Linked DNA regions of Homo sapiens: all the other regions are linked to region 3. The links are chromatin contacts, found by Hi-C or POLR2A ChIA-PET in ENCODE. All regions are on one chromosome and are shown on one strand. The core of a region is the stretch at or near the end of the contact, and the rest is flanking DNA. Distances in the headings are between cores, read along the strand shown. Region 1 has its middle 180 kb from the start of JARID2-DT. Region 2 has its middle 450 kb from the start of LINC01108. Region 3 overlaps LOC105374945 (a long non-coding RNA gene). Region 4 overlaps LOC101928354 (a long non-coding RNA gene).

Region 1 (2,914 bases), core at 193-2,692, 150 kb before region 3:
ACTGACGGTAAATCTAGAAAATTCTGGTAAATCTGGTAAATGCTGGTAAATCTTAGAAAATTCTTTTTTTTTTTTTTTTGAGGCGGAGTCTCACTCTTTTGCCCAGGCTGGAGTGCAGTGGCGCAATCTTGGCTCACTGCAAGCAAGCTCCGCCTCCGGGGTTCACGCCATTCTCCTGCCTCAGCCTCCCAAGTAGCTGGGACAACAGGCGCCCACCACCACACCCGGCTAATTTTTTGTATTTTTAGTAGAGACGGGGTTTCACTGTGTTAGCCTGGATGGTCTCGATCTCCTGACCTCGTGATCCGCCTGCCTCGGCCTCCCAAAGTGCTGGGATTACAGGCGTGAGCCACCGCGCCCAGCCAAATCTTAGAAAATTCTGTCATTGATTTTATTTTTTCCTGAAAAGTGAAAAAAGACTCTGACTGCTCAATTTTAATAGCGGAGTATCTTTTGAAACAATAACGTGATAATAAATTTGCAGCTGCGTGTGGTGGCTCATGCCTGGAATCCAAGCAATTTGGGAGGCTGAGGTGGGAGGATTGCTTGAGCCCAGGAGTTTGAGACCAGCCTGGGCAACATAGGGAGACCCTGTCTCTATATTGAAAAAATTTTTATTTTAAATATAAAAAAAATAAGTAAGGGCTGGACTCAGTGGCTCATGCCTGTAATCCCAGGACTTTGGGAGGCAGAGGTGGGTGGGTTGCTTGAGTGCAGGAGTTCAAGACCAGCCTGGGCAACATGGTGAGACTCTGTCTCCACTAAAAATACAAAATAATTAGCCTGGTGTGGTAGCGCTTGCCTGTAATCCCAGCTACTCAGGAGGCTGAAGCAGGAGAATCACTTGAACCCAGGAGCTGAAGGTTGCAGTGAGCCTGGATTGCGCCACTGCATTCCAGCCTGGGTGGGTGACTCTGACTCTTTCTCCAAAAAAAGAAAGAAAAAAAGAAAGTATATTTGAGAAGTATTATCCTAACAAATAAGTATTCCAGTATAAGTGATATTCTGACCTTAAAAAATAATATCTCTTCTCTATATGGGCTCATAAAAAATAATAAAAATACTATGACATTTGTATATCATCTTACTACTTACATGGAACTACCATATTGATTCTATTATTTGACCCTGAAAAGTAATGTCAGAAGCAATTATTATAATTATAACCATTTAAATGATGAGGCAAGTGAGAATGAGTTAGATTGTTCCCAGGCGTGCATCTTATTGGTAGAAGAGTTGGTGGACAGGCCCAGATCTGCCTTCCAAAACCCCACATGTAGGCTGGGTGGGGTGGCTTATGCCTGTAATCCCAGCACTTTGGGAAGCTGAGGTCACTTGAGCCCAGGAGTTCAAGGCTGCAGTGAGCTATTATTGCAGCACTGCATTCCAGTCTGGGTGACTGAGTGAATGAGATCCTGTCTCTAAAAAAGGGAAGTGCGTGCATGCGCGTGTGTGTGTGTGTTGAGACAGGGTTTCACTCATGCCACCCAGGCTGGAGTGCAATGGCACCATCTCGACTCACTGCAACCTCTGCCTCTGAGGCTCAATGGATCCTCCAACCTCAGCCTTCCAAGTAGCTGGGACTACAGGCTCATGCCACTGTACCTAGCTAATTTTTGTATTTTTCATGGTGATGGAGTTTCGCCATGTTGTCCAGGCTGGTCTCAAACTCCTAAGCTCAAATGATTGGCCCACCTCTGCCTTCCAAAGTGCTGGGATTACAAGCATGAGCCACCACACCCGGCAAGCTTCAATTGTGCTTCCAGGGCTCTTAAAGTATCTGTAGACCCAAGATGTCTGGGGGTGGAGGTGTGTGAGGCAGGGCCAGGAGGTAGCACCTCTGATGGGCCATGGTGATAAGATTGAGACCAGGGGAGGAATTAGGCCACATGCTAGCCTCTGGTCTCTGGTTGACTTTTCTTGTTTCATTTGCCCACGGCTGGTTATCCCAACTGCCTCTGACAAAGATTTTTCAGCGACCATAATCAGGCTGATCCCACAAATAAGCTCAAGCTAAGAATAAATGCAGCGCTGGGGAACATGAACATGAACATGAGCATTAAAACCAGGATCATAGTCACCACAGGCCCATAGTTCCATATCTGAAATCCTTGGAGCCACATGGCTTTCAGGACTCAGGGTGTTACCTACCACTGCTGGTGGACTCTCCTGCAGTATTGTGCAATCAAGCATCTTACTATTTCTGAAGCCAAAGGATAGATATGCACATGGAATGAGACAATGTCTATAAATAGGCTCATGTCAGTTCAGGCCAGGTCAGGCCTTGACATGCAATGAGTTATGTAGTAAGTTGTGGTTTGGGGAGCTTCTTGAATTTCAGCATTGTGGATAAGGAATAATAGACCCTTATCCGTGTAATGCCATCGTCACGCCATTTTCTCCTCATTACTCATCTCAAAGACAAAACATCTTCTTGCTGGAGTTCACAATCGCTAGTGTTCGATTCCTTAGAAGGACATGTGATGTCATCATTCTTGGGATGCCTCTTAATATGGGAAGGCCCAGTTTTTGACCCTGAAGAATTACCTTTAGATGTTCAGCTTAGGGAAGTGTGGCAAATGAGCAAGTTCTCAAGAACGGTTGGAATTTTGTAGACTGAGGGGCCTGGGCGGAGTCCCTCCATGTGACAGCTGTGGCAAGAGCAGGTGTTCACTTTCTATAAGGGACGGATCAGGGAGACAGATGGACTGCAGCACAAGCTTTGTGCCGGGAAGTCATGATTTGAGCTGGGTGACAGGCTGCCAGGATTATAAAATGAAGGGTTTGGGTTACATGTCTTAAACAACAAAAAATCACTGAAAGTTTTTGGGCAGAGACTGATGGAATAAAAATGAGTCCTAAGCTGGGCATGGTGGCTCATGTCTGTAATCCCAATAATTTGGAAGGCTGAGGT
Region 2 (3,060 bases), core at 364-2,863, 180 kb after region 3:
AGTGCCCTTTCAATTCCTACCCTTCTCTGATTTATCACTCTGAAAGTAATGATGTTCAGCTTTCTTGCTCTAGAGGAATGATTCAGGTAAAGCCCCACTGAGGGCAAAAGGTAATCTGTACCAGGTTTCAGAGTTACCAGTGTAATCAATCAAAATGTGTCATTAAGCCCCTGGCTGCGTGTTCTCCAAATGGAGTCAGTAACACCCAACCCTTAAGCTTATGGGTTAGGGGGACCTCCCCACCCCTCCCTTCTGTTTCACTTTGATGGGGTCCACCTTGGATAAACTCTCTGGTGCTAAAAAAGTACTGAGAAGTGACAGAAAGTTGCTTCACATCTACTCTATTTTTCAAGAAAAACATTACTATTTTCTCTGAATATGGAACCACCCCAGTGCTTCTGTGAAGTGGAGCTGGGTTATTCAGAGGCCCTTTCTGGTTTTATCTTGTCTTTCACACACTTGGCAGGACAGGTATTCTGATCTCCAGTGCATAACTGAGGACAGAGCACATGGAGGGCAAGAGACCTTGAATAACTATAGAGCTGCTTAACTCAGCACTGGGATAGGAATTCAGGACTCCCTACTCAAGGTCTGTGCCTCTAGCACTAGTCCACACCAAGGGCATTTCCTTAACGGTGGAGATTTTCTTCATGAGTACATTCATTCCCCTCAGACTTAAAAGTTGTCACAAATCCCAAAACTATACAAAGCATGAGCATGGCATTGGTGGCTGTGTGTGTGTGTGTGTGTGTGTGTGTGTGTGTGTGTGTGTATGTGCGCTGGGGGCAAGGGACCTCAACCCCACAGAGACTTAGCCTTACCTGTTGTAGGTAGCTGATGGGAACATTTGTTCCCTGCTGTCCTTGTTTCTATTGGGGACATGTTTCCATTGAGTAAATCCCCTGGCCGCCTGCATCCTCTCTCTCCTTCACTTCATTGGAGGAAGAGGAACTTCAGTCGGCCTGGGAGAAGCAATGGAAGATGTACGCCTCACCTATTCCTTTCTCTCTGGGAAGAGCCTGAGGAAAGTAAACATCCTCTGCCCCTCCAAGCCTTAACTTTTAAGTGGTAAATCTCCATGTTGCAAAGTTTCTGTTTGCCATCAGTGGTACAATATTAACAAGCCCAAGGACCTGAAATGATAGCCACCAACCAAGACTTTGTCAACTTAAAAGAATGGTGATATTTTCCCTCTATCTGCCTGATTCCTATTCCTCTTAATTGGCTCAGAAGTTGGGCAGGAAAGAGGGGTCCTATTTATTGGGTACCCTAAAACCCCAACATAAGGGAAGTCTTTTCTGGTTTCCTCTGGGAAACCTTAGGTTCAACAGTGGCCTGTTGTGGATAAAGATCTACTCTTGGGGGTGACCAAGGATTTGGGGGCAGGAATTTGGAATGAGAACCCAGGCAAGCTGAACTAAAATGCTAACTGGGCAAGGGTGTCCTGTCTCCAGTTTGATGACCAAGGGAAGGTCCTGACTCACTTGGGGCTTATGAAGGGTAACAAGGGGGACTTCTCAGTAAATCAACCACTCACTCTTCATGTGACAGTAAAAGCAGTCATGGAACAAACAAACTTCCTGCCAAGGCTCCTTCTTGTTACCGCAAACTTTCAAGTGTGAGTAACCATGTGAGCAAGGGGGAACCCAATAATTACTAGAATAATTCCTTTGTGTGTGCTGAAGTTCAGTTCATATCTGACCTCCCCAGCCAAAAGTAATCTCTCTTCTCCAGACTTCTACGTCCAGTATCTGGAACTTGCATTTGAGACTTACTATTCCTGACTGGCTTTATTATTTGCTTAGTCATTGTGGTGGTGGTTCTTGCTTTTTGTGCATTTTATCTCCAGTCCCAAAGATTTTAAGTTTATTAGGCATAAGGACCATGTCGTATATCTCCTTGTATTTTCCCTGACCATTCAAGGGCCTAGCATAACATTTACTTGCATTTGGAAGTGTGGAAATAAATGAAGACCAACCAAATAAGAATAAGCACAGGCTGTTTATTCAGAGCTACTATCGTTTGTGTTTTGGCAGAGACTCAAATGCGGGCAGAGGAGTGGGAAAACTTCATAGTAGAAAAAAGGGAGGCTCCAGGTATGTGCTGATTGGAGGCTGTTGGTGTGGGAAGCTGGAGGTGGTTCACTAGAAGCACAGATGCCTATGTGATTGCTTAGGGTGCATATTTGCCTTTCTCTGGTTTGTCCTAAGTTGGAAGCAGGGACAAAAATCAGGGAGGCTGTCCATTGTCAGTCAAGTTCTGGCCATTTGGAGCTGATTCTTACAGGGGTTATTGTTTGGCTTCCTAACTTGTTGATAGAGATAGTGGTTAGACTTCTAGAGGTCTGGCTGATGATAGCAGGCTGGCTTCCTGGGCCGATTGCTGTTGCTAATGGGTTGGTGTCCTGGGCTGGCTGCTGTAGATTGTAGGTTGGAGTTGTTTTTAATTATGGCTTGGCCGTTGTCCATTTGTATATTCAGTCTCTTGGTGAGTATCAATAAATCTTGCTTGATTAACTAATAGATTGTTCTGACTATGGGTTGAAGCATGCCCTTTGAATTAATATTATTTCTCTTTCTCCTCACTGCTTGATCAACTGTTTGACAGGTATTCTCCATTTGATTTTTATAACATGACCTTAGAAATAGCGCAAGGGAGAAGGAAACTTGCTCCATTTTTGCTCCTTTTCTTAATTACCTCTTTACAGACCCTATCTCCGAATAGAGTTACTGTCTGAGGCTCTAAGGGTTAGGGCTTCAACATTTGAAGTTTGGGAGGCAGTGGGGCATAATTCCCCATCATACTCTTTGAGGGCCTCATTTAACTGAATATGCTCAGATCTATCTCAACTCAAACACACTCTGAGCCTTTGGCCTGGATGCATCCAAAAGAAGTGAGTAGAATGCTCAGGTGGCCTGTGACTTGCCGTGATTCACTGACCAAACACGAAGGAAGTGGAGCAGATGGTCACGCCATTAGAAGGCAGTCTCTCCTCAGGGAAGTCAGTCTCGTGGATTCCAGTGGCCCTGAGAATCACGATGCTAGTCTTCAAAAGAATAA
Region 3 (3,007 bases), core at 324-2,823:
ACAAACATTTCACTGCAAAAGGCACATTTTATCTCCCTTTGCAGAACCTCCAAGAGAGCCAAGCTTGGTGGCTTGCCAGACAGGCTCTACTCCTTATGTCTGATCTAGGGTACATGCTGGTGTTTGCCATCTTCCTATCGAACCCACATCCAGAGCTTTGGATGTGAGATGAAGGGGATGGTAGCTGGGGGAGGCTAGAGGAGAAAGACAATGCAAACAATACCTCAGGCAATGGGCTAAGCACACAAACCGATTTAGGTGGACCAGAGGAGAAAAGAAAAAAGCCCCAACAAACCAAAAACAAAGCAATACTTCTTTCCTACTTCCTTCCTTCCCATGCGTCTCATTTGTGTTGGTGGAAACTACAGATTGATTACTGTTTTGGGGCCTCTGATTAAAAACTCACATGTGTAAGAGACTCAGCTTCGAGATTAGGAGCTTCTTTGTTGAACCGAGGCAATCTCATGTTATTAAACCTTCCCTCTCAACTTGCCACCTGCTCCTCTCCTTCCCTAGCCCTAAGACCCTGAACCCATCTCCCCTTTTATCTTTGTTGCCTGTTAATTCCTGTTTCCTCAGGTGGAGGGCTTGTTCTGGAAATTAAGGTTTTGGGGACAGGGTTCCTCACCTTCCTCTCTTTGGGTATAGGAGGGCAGTCCTAAGATTTCCATAATCACAGCTTTTCCTGTGCCTCCTGCACTTAACGACTGCTACCGTACATCTGACTTCTTAAATTCATGGCCTGGAACTGCAAGGATATTTGCTAGTGTGTATGTTTTGTCTGCAACTAGATTGTCAGATTGGGTGAAATGGGCTCTGTATTAGTCTGTTCTTGCACTGCTATAAAGAAATACCTGAAACTGGGTAATTTATAAAGAAAAGAGGTTTAATTGGCTCATGGTTCCAGAGGTTGTACAGGCAGCATGGCTGGGGAGACCTCAGGAAACTTTCAATCATGGCAGAAGGGGAAGGGGAAGCAGGCACGTCTTCTACGGCCAGAGCAGGAGGAAGAGAGACAAGGGGGAGATGCTACACCCTTAAACAACCGGACCTTGTGAGAACTCTCACTCTCACAAGAACAGCAAAGGGGAAATCCACTCCCATGATCCAGTCACCTCCCACCAGGCCCCTCCTCCAACACTGGGGATTACAATTCGACATGAGATTTGGGTGGAGACACAGAGCCAAACCATATCAGACTCCAAGGCCAATTTTAAGTGGCTCCAGGATTCTCAAATTCTAAGTGTTTTAAGTGCTCAGACAGAGGCATAGCAGGCCTTCAATACGTTTTCACGATTTTCACTTTCTAGGAGCCTTCAGAGTGACTGTCTAAGGAGTTTTCTGGTCAAGCGCCGGGGTAGGCATTGGCATTCTTCTCCAGATGAAAGTCAAGAGGCAGACAACACAGTGACCAATGCCTCATCCAAACTCCTGAGGCAGAGGAGAGTCCAACTGCCACTTCCTAACAATGTGAAGCCATGATACGAGGCCTAATAAACTTTCCCTGCAGTTTCAAGAGGATGTGGTCTCTTTCACTTCCTGTCCCAAACTGTTCTGCACTGTTGCGCCATGCAACAGCTGCTTCGGATCAAGCCACGGCCAAATTCTTGCTGGGGAAGAGCAGTGACATTTGGGGAACCACAGGGACAACAGGGAGCCACTTCTGTGGGTGCTGGAGACTCCACTCATAGGACGTCTGGACACTGATGTCTAAAGCCTAAAGGAGGACATTAAAATGTTAGATCGGGGAGGGGACAGATCCACCATTGTAATTTCAAAGGTGAAACTCGGATGTCCTGGAAGGAGGGTAGACAGACCTGCTTGTGACCTGCTAATCCACTATCACAAACTGTGCATGCTTTCTTATCATTTTACTTCTTTCATAAATAGAGGACAGGAACAAAAAGCCAAAAGGTTACATGAAGGAGCAGGTGAGAAATCTCTAGCTAGTTCCCATGGTACTGTGGAGCTAGTACCGCATCATACTGTTCATCATACTTTGCTTGTGTTGTGGAGAAAACTCAAGCATAGACAAGGTGTCACTGGCCTCGCTGTAAAATAACAGGCTGTTAATGAAGCAGCCGAGGGATATGGAGATGGTGTCTTCATCCCTGTGCTCACCTTTTCCCGAATGTACCTTTTTCCCTTTAATTTCCCTAAATGAGATGTGCCATAGAATGTACCTAATTTGTGTCAGGTCTATACAATGAGAAAATCATAATACATCCATGAATCAGGGTTCAGTTAATTTATTTCCTAAACATCTACATTTTGAACTAATTTCAGATCTACAGAACAGATGGAGTCTCGCTCTGTCATCCAGGATGGAGTGCAGCAGCATGATCTCTGTTCACTGCAACCTCCGCCTCCCAGGTTCAAGTGATTCTCCTGTCTCAGCCTCCTGAGTAGCTGGGATTACAGGCACCTTCCCTCACACCTGGCTAATTTTTGTATTTTTAGTAGAGCCAGGGTTTCATCGTGTTGGCCAGGCTGGTCTCGAACTCCTGACCTCAGGTGATCCACCCACCTCGGCCTTCCAAAGTGCTGGGATTACAGGTGTGAGCCACTATGCCTGGTCAGGGTCATGTTTTATATCAAAGATTTAAAGCACTTCTCAGTGTTTTATATAGAAGACTTATAATGTCAGTTTGTCTCATTATAGAGGATAGATTTTGATCACTTTATTCGTCTACCAGGTTTCTATATTGTAAAATTATTATTTTTCCCTTTGCAATTAATAAGTACAATGTGGGGAGATAATTCCAGACTATACAAGTATTCTGTTTCTCAACAAACTATTATCCATTATTTTTAGCATCCATTTATATTTTGTTGTTGTTGTTATTGTTGCCCAGACTGGAATTCAGTGGTGTGAACGTGGCTCACTGTAGCTCACTGTAGCCTTGAACTCAAGTTACAAGAGGATCCTCTCACCTCGGCCTCTTGAGTAACAGACTACAGGTGTGCACGATGCCTAACTAATTTTTAAATTTTTTTTTTTTTTGTA
Region 4 (3,279 bases), core at 136-2,635, 200 kb after region 3:
AAAAAAAAAAAAAAAATTTTTAGTACTCCGAATAAATGTATCTGTAAAAGGAAAGCCACAGTAATTCAGAGTCATGGTTTATATACCTATTTCACATAAGATGCCACTGTATCTTCTCCTACAATTAATAAGTTGTCTTTTTAGTACAATTCAGGTCTCTTTGCTTTTGGGTCTTAGAAGCCTAATTTTCTAGGCTCTGGCTATCTTTGACTACTAATAATATCATAAAACTATGATAATGATAATAACTCTTATTTATAAGAGTTGATATCAGGCACTGGTGTAAGGGCTTTCCTTACGTTACTGAATCTAATCCGTACATAAGATCAGTGTAGTCAGCATGATTAGTATCATCTCTAGGTTACACATGAGGGAATCAGGGCTTAGAACATCTGAGAAAATCCAGTGACGATAGAGTTTGAATTCAAATTGACATCATTCTGATTCCAGAGCTGATTCTTAGCCATGTCATATTCTAAGTGACGTTGAGATGACACGCATGATCTCATTCAATCATGTGGCTTTAAAATCCATCTATATGATGGGTGAGCCTCAAATTTATATCTCTAACTTAAACCCTCCCCAGGCTTGGGGATGCAACTGCCTGCTGTCATTGTCAGTCCAATTTCTTTCTTTCTTTTTTTTGAGATGGAGTCCCACTCTGTCACCCAGGCTGGAGTGTAGTGGCACGATCTTGGCTCACTGCAACCTCTGCCTCCTGGGCTCAAGCAATTCTTCCACCTCAGCCTCCTGAGTAGCTGGGACTACAGGTGTCTGCCACACCCAGATAATTTTTGTATTTTTAATAGAGGTGGGGTTTCACCATGTTGGCCAGGCTGGACTCAAACTCCTGACTTCAGGTGACCCACCCGCCTCAGCCTCCCAAAGTGCTGGGATTACAGGCGCCCAGCCCCTCAGTTGAATTTCTAACAGGCACCTCACACCTAAGCTGACCTAACAAGCTTGTTCTTGCCCCCTTGCTCTCCCTGCTCCCTCAGTAAATTTGTCTCCATTCAGTTACTCAGGCCTCGATGAAGGAGTCACCCTTGACTCCTCTCTTTCACAGCTCACATGGACACCATCAGCAAATCCAGTGGGATGCCTGTATTCAGAATCCATCCACTCCTTCCCTCCTCCACTGTTGCTGCTCCTCTACTGTCTGTTTTCAACACAGATGTCAGAGTGAGTCAGCTTTTGTCACTTCCTTGCTCAAAATCTTATCTCATTCAGAGAGTTCCAGTTAGTAAGTTATCATCTTTCAGCTCCAAAGCCTTCCTTCAATACTTGATTCTATGCTGGGCCCCTGAACACTGCATTTCTCCTTTGTTGGGCTCCTTGTTGCACTCAGCCAGTAGGGGTTGCTAGAGAGGCTCCTACTCTTTCCCATGGGTATCCTGTCTGCCTGTGGCTCCTGTGTGCAGCACCCCAGTACTGCTGCTTCATCTTGGCAGCAGCAGTTTCTTCCTGTAGCAGCTGTTCAATCTACGTTGCAATTTTTCCTACACTCAAGAACCAGACTCATTGTGCCTTTTTAGGGCCACAGCACTGACTGCCATTGCCCCATCTTTGAGGTTTGGGTTCTAGCCCCATGGGACTGTTTTCTAAGCTTCTAAATTTTAATTATCCGACAGCCCCCTTTTTCTTCTGCCAGCCCCAGGGGTGGAGCTTCCTGAAGTTGTTATACGAAAGACACCTTAGAGTTGTCTTTTTACTCTTTCAGTTACCTGGTTAAGACTTTATTCCTAGAAAATTATTCTTTATATTAAATTAGCCGTGTTAAAATAACTGGTGTGGCTTCTGTCTCCTGGTTAGGCCCTGACTGATGTGCTGAGTTAAAGGTGAAGTCCTTAAAATGGTTTGCAAGGTTGCAAGCGATCTGGCTTCCGGCCACCTCTCCTGTCTTAGCTCCTTCCACTGTCACCGTCATTCCTCGCTCCTTTTGGCCCCTTGCTGTTCTGTAAACACACCAATCCCTCTCCTGCCTCACAGTCTTGGCCCTTTCTGATCCCTTTGCCTGAAAAACCCTGCCCTGCAATTCTACATGGCCTCTCTTTCCCCTGCTTGGGTCTTCCTGAGATGTTACCTCTTCAGTGAGACCTTCCCTGACCGCACCACATAATCCACATCCCCCACTCCCCCCACCCCTGCCTGGATGATTTCTGTCCTTCTTAATCTGCCTTGCTTTTTCCATAGCACCTATCACCATCTGATAGTCTGTTTATTCATACTTGATTATTTGTTAATTCCTGTGTCCCCCTAACTAGCAAATAAACACCCCAACAAGGCAGAACTTTTCCTACTTTAGTGATTGCTACATCCCAGACTTTATAACAGTGTCTGGCGCATATAAATGCTTGAAAAGTATTTGTTGAGTGAATAGTAAAATTGAAGTTCTGGACTGTCAGGATTAAGACTGTCCTAGGCCCGGTGCTAGAGGGAGAATCCTAAAGAGGACGCTGGCCTTAGAGGAAAATGGTAATCATGCTTCCCACACCACATGTCAGGGAGAGCAGATGGCAGTGTCAGCTCACAGTTCGCATGAGTTTGGGGTGTACTTTTGAAGACTGAGTAATGTCTTTTCTCTCCCTTCTCCAAATTGCTATTGTTAGACCTGAAAAAGCCTGTAATAAAATTTGGAAGCTACTGAGTTTATGACATCTCAACTTTACCCTCCATTTCCACCCCAAATGGCTTTTGAACTGACACTGAATTGCTGCCTTATTAAATACCATCCTGAGAACTTTACAGAACATTTTAAGTGATGCCGAGCTCCCATGAGCTTCAATCATAATGGAAGAGCCTGGGACCGTTGGTTGTCAGCTTTTTCTTGTCATCTACATGGGGACTGTCTGTGAGGGTGTGTCTGCTGGGTGAAGTGCCACACCTCGCTTCCGAGACGGGGCCTAGCTCGCTAATCCAAGAGGGCTAGCAACATTTGCAAACCAGGAAGAGGCAAGAGAGGACTTTCTTAACAGTAGCAGTTACTGGAGACCTAACTTCTGAGGGTTGCAGGTTGAATTGTCCCTAATTCCTGGGGATGACAGGTTCCACTCTGCCCTGCCAGATTATGGGGACGCTCCCTGAATTACAGTGGCAGCTGTTGGGTTCCACTGCTGCGACTCATCTCTTCAGTCTTGTTGGCCTTGGATCTCAGCCACCCGAGTTTCAGAAGGTGGTAAGCTGGCCAGTGTTCTTGGCCCCAGAACACGGTTGTGATTGGTGCCATGTTAAATGCGAGTAGCAATTATGGCTGCCGATTTGAAAGGAGGCTGAACACGC

The links. A loop is a pair of places that touch in the nucleus more often than their neighbours do. ChIA-PET counts read pairs that join two places held with the same protein, here RNA polymerase II (POLR2A). Pooled maps may share reads with other maps.
Region 1: a loop to region 3 is called in a pooled map, with 1.9 times the contacts of the local background. The contact joins two enhancer-like sites. A Hi-C loop is called at or near these places in 3 of 168 maps with a recorded cell type or tissue (CD14-positive monocyte, gastrocnemius medialis and psoas muscle) and 5 of 50 pooled maps. POLR2A ChIA-PET finds 5 or more read pairs at or near these places in 5 of 52 experiments (A673, B cell, HEK293 and 2 more).
Region 2: a map with no recorded cell type shows a loop between it and region 3 (13-fold over the local background). The contact joins two enhancer-like sites. A Hi-C loop is called at or near these places in 1 of 168 maps with a recorded cell type or tissue (CD14-positive monocyte), 5 of 37 single-sample maps with no recorded cell type and 4 of 50 pooled maps.
Region 4: a pooled map shows a loop between it and region 3 (2.3-fold over the local background). The contact joins two enhancer-like sites. A Hi-C loop is called at or near these places in 2 of 37 single-sample maps with no recorded cell type and 3 of 50 pooled maps. POLR2A ChIA-PET finds 5 or more read pairs at or near these places in 1 of 52 experiments (endothelial cell of umbilical vein).

What each region holds. Positions count from the first base shown.
Region 1 is chr6:15,062,133-15,065,046 of GRCh38, reverse strand. No RefSeq gene overlaps it. Among named protein-coding and RNA genes, the nearest start is that of JARID2-DT, 180 kb to the left of the region's middle. Within about 2 kb of position 1,442, at least 6 of the 41 ENCODE cell types and tissues checked have a DNase peak (open chromatin) inside an H3K27ac peak, as active enhancers do; they include CD14-positive monocyte, where a contact is called at or near this core.
Region 2 is chr6:14,733,489-14,736,548 of GRCh38, reverse strand. No RefSeq gene overlaps it. Among named protein-coding and RNA genes, the nearest start is that of LINC01108, 450 kb to the right of the region's middle. RefSeq lists a silencer at 148-227 and an enhancer at 2,501-3,060. Within about 2 kb of position 1,613, at least 8 of the 41 ENCODE cell types and tissues checked have a DNase peak (open chromatin) inside an H3K27ac peak, as active enhancers do; they include CD14-positive monocyte, where a contact is called at or near this core.
Region 3 is chr6:14,909,382-14,912,388 of GRCh38, reverse strand. All of the region lies in intron 2 of LOC105374945 (a long non-coding RNA gene), which reads left to right. Among named protein-coding and RNA genes, the nearest start is that of JARID2-DT, 330 kb to the left of the region's middle. RefSeq lists enhancers at 957-1,016, 1,707-1,766. Within about 2 kb of position 1,573, at least 11 of the 41 ENCODE cell types and tissues checked have a DNase peak (open chromatin) inside an H3K27ac peak, as active enhancers do; they include CD14-positive monocyte, where a contact is called at or near this core.
Region 4 is chr6:14,709,322-14,712,600 of GRCh38, reverse strand. All of the region lies in intron 1 of LOC101928354 (a long non-coding RNA gene), which reads left to right. Among named protein-coding and RNA genes, the nearest start is that of LINC01108, 430 kb to the right of the region's middle. Within about 2 kb of position 1,385, at least 6 of the 41 ENCODE cell types and tissues checked have a DNase peak (open chromatin) inside an H3K27ac peak, as active enhancers do.